Linked DNA regions of Homo sapiens: region 2 is linked to region 1. Evidence: chromatin loops called from intact Hi-C (ENCODE). Cell type or tissue: HCT116. All regions are shown on one strand. Links, peaks and the distances in the headings refer to the core of each region. The heading gives the core; the rest is flanking DNA.

Region 1 (2,911 bases), core at 257-2,756:
GCTCCTGTAGTCCCAGCTGCTTGGAAGGCTGAGGCGGGAGGATCACTTAAGTCCAAGAGTTCAAGGCTGTAGTGAGCTGCAATGGTGCCACTGCACTCCAGTCTGGGCAACAGAATGAGACCCCATCTCTTTAAGAAAGAAAAATTGTGGCCAGGTGTGGTGGCTCACACCTGTAATCCCAGCACTTTGGGAGGCTGAGGCAGGTGGATCACCTGAGGTCAAGAGTTCGAAACCAGCCTGGCCAGCATGGTGAAACTCCGTCTCTACTAAAATAAAAATTACCCGGGCATGATGGCAAACACCTGTCATCCTAGTTATTCAGGTGGGTGAGGCAAAAGAATTGCTTGAACCCGGGAGGCAGAGGTTGCAGTGAGCCGAGATCGCGCCACTGTACTCCAGCCTGGGCAACAAGAGCAAAACTCCGTCTCAAAAAAAAAAAAGAAAAAGAAAAAAGAAAAATTGCATGATTAGCTTCTAGTACCCCGAAAGCTTAGAGGGCAAGTAGAAGGAGGAGCTTGCTTTTTGGGGAAACTTTAATCAGCAGAGGTAGGCCTGGGGAGGCCTCCGCAGGACCGTATGAACCCTGAGCCCACTGTGGGAGCAGAGCAGCCCCCTCCTCACCCAAGGAAGCTTCTATCCTTGACTGTCCCCCTTGCTGACTGAGTGACCTGTGATCTGTCTCTAGTCATTTCTTGCTTTGAGCCTTGGGCTTCCCAGTTCCCACGTTTCCTTTATGGGAATGTTTATGGAGATCAAGCCAACCATGCCTGTTAAGGGTGGGTTATTTTTCTAGAGAGTTTGACCACCTGAGCTAACATCCTTGCACCCTCCCACCTGTCCATCTGTCTATTCTACTCATTCATCCATGTAGCAAACATTTATGTGGCATCTAATGTGTCCAGCCCTGTCTGAGGCTCTGAGGATACAGCAGTGACTCAAACAACATTCTTTTCTTTCATGAAACTTATGCCTTGGGGTGAAGAAGACACCCCAATGAAACAGATCAACTGGGACAAGAGGGTTGAAGGAACTACACAGGATCAGGAGACAGAATAATATGGTGGCCTCTTTGGTGGTAGTCTGAGAAGTCTTCTTGGAGGAGGTGACATTTGAGCTGAAATAAGAATGATAACACAGTCAGACATGTATGTGACTGTCTGGGGTGCAAACATGGTACAAGTGAGCTTGGTGAGTTGGAAGCCCAGCAAGCAGCAGTTGCTATGGATTAAGCTGGGGAGGCAGAGGTGGGGAGGCAGCAGGGCCAGAATGTAGAGGGCAGGAATGTGTGCAGAAATAAGGGGCTCAGGTAAGGCGGAACCTTGAACTTGGGGTCCACCTTGGGGTCTTTGGGGGGAGTGGTACCTCAACCGGCAGCATCTCTGGTCACTAACACCCTGTGGGACCTCTGCTCAGAGAGGCTCAGAGTGGAAGAGACAGGTCCGTCTGGAAGGGACAGCCAGGACCCGGTGCAGAGGCAGGCTGTGGTTATCTGCAAACAGCCCCCTTCCTTCCAGCATGTCACGTGCTCCCGCCTGAGCCTCTGGCCGCAGGAATCAGGTGACCCCAGGCAGCGGGCCAGGCTGCAGGGGCGGGTGAGTGAGTCAATGTATGCAAGTGTGTGTGTGTGTGTGTGTGTGTGTGTGTTTTCATCTCTGGGAGGCCCAGACATCTGGGGTCTGAATTAATTGCCTTTTTCACAACCATGGACAAGTCCTGTATTTCCAGCTAGATTGAAAGCAAAACAAAACAAACCTATGTGCATAGCTCTGATCTGCTGAGCAGTGCCAGGGTCCTTGGGGGTTCGGGGAAGCCGTGGGAACCAGTCCTTCTCACTCAGACCCCTGAAGAGGGGCAGGGATCCTCTACTCATGCCCCCTAACCCACCTCCCGTGTCAGTACAAAGCCCCATTCTCTCTCTTTCCCCCAATCTGGGGCTATTTTTAGCCACTAAGAAGGATTATCAGTTTGGTTCCCAGGTGGCAGGGGCCAAGCTGGGAGTGGGGCCAGGGAGGCTTCAAACAGCAGCCAGGCTTGGGGGCGGGTGGGGTGAGGGGAGAAGAGGCTGGTCACACTGGCCCTGCCACCCACGCGGTGGCTCTGCAGATGACCCTGAAGCTGCTGTCGTCCAGCCCAGCCCAAACACTTCAGCTGCAGCTTTAAGGGAAGGTGGCAGGGGCAAGGAAAGCTTCCAGCAGCCTTAGGCACCTCAGATGCTGGAAACCGTCCTAAGGGCTTGGAAGAACCATCTAGAAGCCTCCATAGGCCAGCACCCCTTCTTTCCAGACCACTCCCCATCCTGCCCCCACCTCCTGTCTAGCAGTAACTATCACAGTCTAAGCTGTTTTTTGGGGGGTTTTTTTCCGAAACAGGATCTGCTCCGTCACCCAGGCTGGAGTGCAGTGGTGTGATCACAGCTCACTGCAGCCTCAAACTCCTGGGCTCAACCAGTCCTCTCACCTCAGCCTCCTGAGTAGCCGGGATTACAGGTGTGTGTCACTATGCCCACCTAATTTTTAAATTTTTTTGTCTTGCTATGTTGCCCTGGCTGGTCTCGAACTCCTGACCTTAAGCAATCCTCCCACTTCGGCCTCTCAAAGTGCTGGGTGTGAGCCACTGCACTCGGTCCTCTAAATTTTACTAGGTGCTCACTCCACCTCAGGTGCCATTCCGAACCACTCCATGTGGAAGAGGGGCTATTGTTTGTTCCATTTTACAGATAAAACTGAGGCACAGATAGGCCACGTTCCATGCCTGGTAAACGGGTGAGGCAGGAATCAGGAATCAGATCCGTTGTGATATCAGCATGGAGTGTTTATAAACTGCCCGCCTGCCCTGAGCCTCACAATAGCCTGGTAGAACAAGGAGGGAATCTAGCTGTACCCATTTTTCAGATGGGACAACTGAGGCCCAG
Region 2 (2,911 bases), core at 309-2,808, 66 kb before region 1:
GACCCTGTCTTAATAATAAAAATACAGAAAGAAAAAGAAATGACAGTGTGTGGAGGAGCTCATAGAGGAGAGAAACAATGAAGGGCTTCCTAGTTTGGGGGGTCTTCGGAAGATGGGGCCCCATGGGAGGGGACTGGTCTTTGAGTTGTTGAGGTAATTTAATTCATTGTTCTTTCGTGAGCTAATTGTATGTGGAAATTTATGTAAATCTTTGGTAATCATCCTTTGAGGAATCTGCTGCTATCAAGAAAGAAAAAGTCAGTGTCAACCAGCAAAAAAATGGAAAAAATCAAATAGTGATTGCTGTTTTTTTTTTTTTTTTGAGACGGAGTCTTGCTCTTTCGCCCAGGCTGGAGTGCAGTGGCACTATCTCAGCTTACTGCAAGTTCTGCCTCCTGGGTTCATGCCATTCTCCTGCCTCAGCCTCCCAAGTAGCTGGGACTACAGGCACCCGCCACCATGCCCAGCTAATTTTTTGTATTTTTAGTAGAGACGGGGTTTCACCGTGTTAGTCAGGATGATGGTCTCGATCTCCTGACCTCGTGATCCGTCTGCCTCAGCCTCCCAAAGTGCTGGGATTACAGGCGTGAGCCACCACGCCCGGCCTTTTTTTTTGAGAGTGTCTCACTCTGTCACCCAGGCTGCAGTGCAGTGGCATGATCTCAGCTCACTGCAACTGCCACATCCTGGGTTCAAGTGATTCTCCTGCCTCAGCCTCCTGAGTAGCTGGGAGTACAGGCATGCGCCACCATGTCTGGCTAATTTTTGTATTTTTTTTTTTTTGTAGAGATGGGGATTCACCATGTTGACCAGGCTGGTCTTGAACTCCTGACCTCAAGCCATCTGCCCACCTCAGCCTCCCAAAATGCTGGGATTACAGGCATGAGCCACCGCGTCTGGCCTATTTGAATTTTTTTAATCCATACTGCAATGCTAGTGGAGAAGGAGAATGAGTTTTATGGTGTGGTTTCAAGAGCCCTGCAGAAAAAGTAAGTATCTTGAAGCAGGTTGTTATTATTATTATTATTATTATTATTATTATTATTATTATTATTTTCTGGAGACAGTCTCGCTGTGTTGCCCATGCTGGAGTGCAGTGGTGCGATCTCAGGTCACTGCAACCTCCGCCTCCTGGGTTCAAGCAATTCTCCTGTCTCAGGCTCCCAAGTAGCTGGGATTACAGGCCCAAGCCTCCACGCCCGGCTAATTTTTGTATTTTTGGTAGAGACAGGGTTTCATCATGTTGGCCAGGCTGGTCTTGAACTCCTGATCTCAAGTGATCCACCCACCTCAGCCTCCCAAAGTGGTGAGATTAAAGGTATGAGCCACTGCACACAGCCTATGTTGTTTGTTTGTTTGTTCGCTTGTTTATTTCTGAGACAGAGTCTCACTCTGTCGCCCAGGCTAGAGTGCAGTGGCACCATTGCAGCTCACTCCAGCCTCGACTTCCTGGGCCCAAGTGATCTTCCCACCTCAGCCTTCCAAGTAGCTGAGACTACAGGCATGGGCACAAAATGTTGAATAAAATAACACAGCCTTCGTTACCAGGAATCCTCAGTAAAGCAAAGCTCATCTACTACTATTTAGTTTTCGGTTTATTTGTGGACTCTTCGGTTCTTGCAGTGATGTATGTACTCATGATGAATTCTTCTTGGACACTGAACCATATCCTCTCACTGTGGAAAGCTGGGAATTACGCTAGTATTGTTCATCCACCACGTGGTATGCGGGCATTTCTGAACATTCCCTGACTTCAGAAAAAGATGACCCCAGGACATTTGGTGGTTTCTGTTGGCCAGTTCAGACCTGAAATTAATCTTCCTTTGCAGATCAGAGCTTTTGAGAAATAGTTAAACAAGATGATTGAGGCCAGGCGCGGTGGCTCATGCCCGTAATCCCAGCACTTTCGGAGGCTGAGGCAGGTGGGTTACCTGAAGCCAGGAGTTCAAGACCAGCCTGGCCGACATGGTGAAACCATGTTACTACTAAAAATACAAAAAACATTAACCAGGCATGGTGGCATGTGCCTGTAATCCCAGCTTCTTGGGAGGCTGAGGCATGAGAATTGCTTGAACCCAGGAGGCGGGGTTGCAGCGAGCTGAGATCGTGCCACTGCACTCCAGCCTGGGTGATAGAGCAAGACTCTATCTCAAAAACAAGATGGTGATTGAGTCACCTCCTTTATTGAAACCTGTTCTCATTAGAGATTGTTGTACCAAAGATGATGAGACTTCAGATGAACCAACTAAGAAAGCTGTCTGAGGATTTAGGAATTTTAAAAGGTGTGGAATTTCAAAGAAATATTCCATTTTGATGAAGTAAAGGTTAAAGAAGTGCTTGTCTGAAGAGACAGTTGATCTGCATACCACGCAGAACAAGTATTTTGGGATGGGTGTTGTGAAAGTTTTGGCCAACACAATTTTTTTTTTTTTTTTTGAGACAGAATCTTGCTCTGCCATCCAGGCTGGAGTGCAATAGCATGATCTCGGCTCACTGCAAGCTCCACCTCCCAGGTTCAAGCGATTCTCCTGCCTCAGCCTCCTGGGTAGCTGGGACTACAGGCAGGTGCCACTATGCCCGGCTAATATTTTGCATTCTTAGTAGAGACTGGGTTTCACAGTCTTAGCCAGGATGGTCTTGATCTCCTGACCTCGTGATCTGCCCACCTCAGCCTCCCAAACTGCTGGGATTACAGGCGTGAGCCACCATGCCGGCCTTTTTTTTTTTTTTAAGAGATAGGGTCGGTCCAGGCCAGGTGCGGTGGCTCACCCCTGTAATCCTAGCACTTTGGGAGGCCGAGGCAGGCAGATTGCCTGAGCTCAGAAGTGTGAGACCACGCTGGGTAACATGGTGAAACCCCGTCTCTACTGAAATACAAAAAATTAGCCAGATGTAGTGGTGTACGCCTGTA

Evidence for each region. Peaks named below come from ENCODE experiments on the same cell type or tissue, not always from the same donor. Only the 100,000 strongest peaks of a DNase experiment are listed, where the experiment ranks them.
Region 2: a loop joins it to region 1, with 6 times the contacts of the local background. A loop is called at or near these places in 5 of 110 quality-filtered maps.

The regions. Positions count from the first base shown.
Region 1 is chr19:8,238,972-8,241,882 of GRCh38, forward strand. All of the region lies in intron 2 of CERS4 (ceramide synthase 4), which reads left to right. It overlaps LOC107985282 (a long non-coding RNA gene), which reads right to left and starts at 1,523. Exons shown (of 2, transcript XR_001753859.2): 1 at 1,363-1,523; 2 at 932-1,114. RefSeq lists a silencer at 1,545-1,594. In HCT116, for the core only: no CTCF peak of the experiment used is centred there; a DNase peak (open chromatin) is centred at 1,550; H3K27ac peaks cover 958 bases.
Region 2 is chr19:8,173,158-8,176,068 of GRCh38, forward strand. It overlaps the pseudogene LOC100422633. Among named protein-coding and RNA genes, the nearest start is that of FBN3, 25 kb to the left of the region's middle. In HCT116, for the core only: no CTCF peak of the experiment used is centred there; no DNase peak of the experiment used is centred there.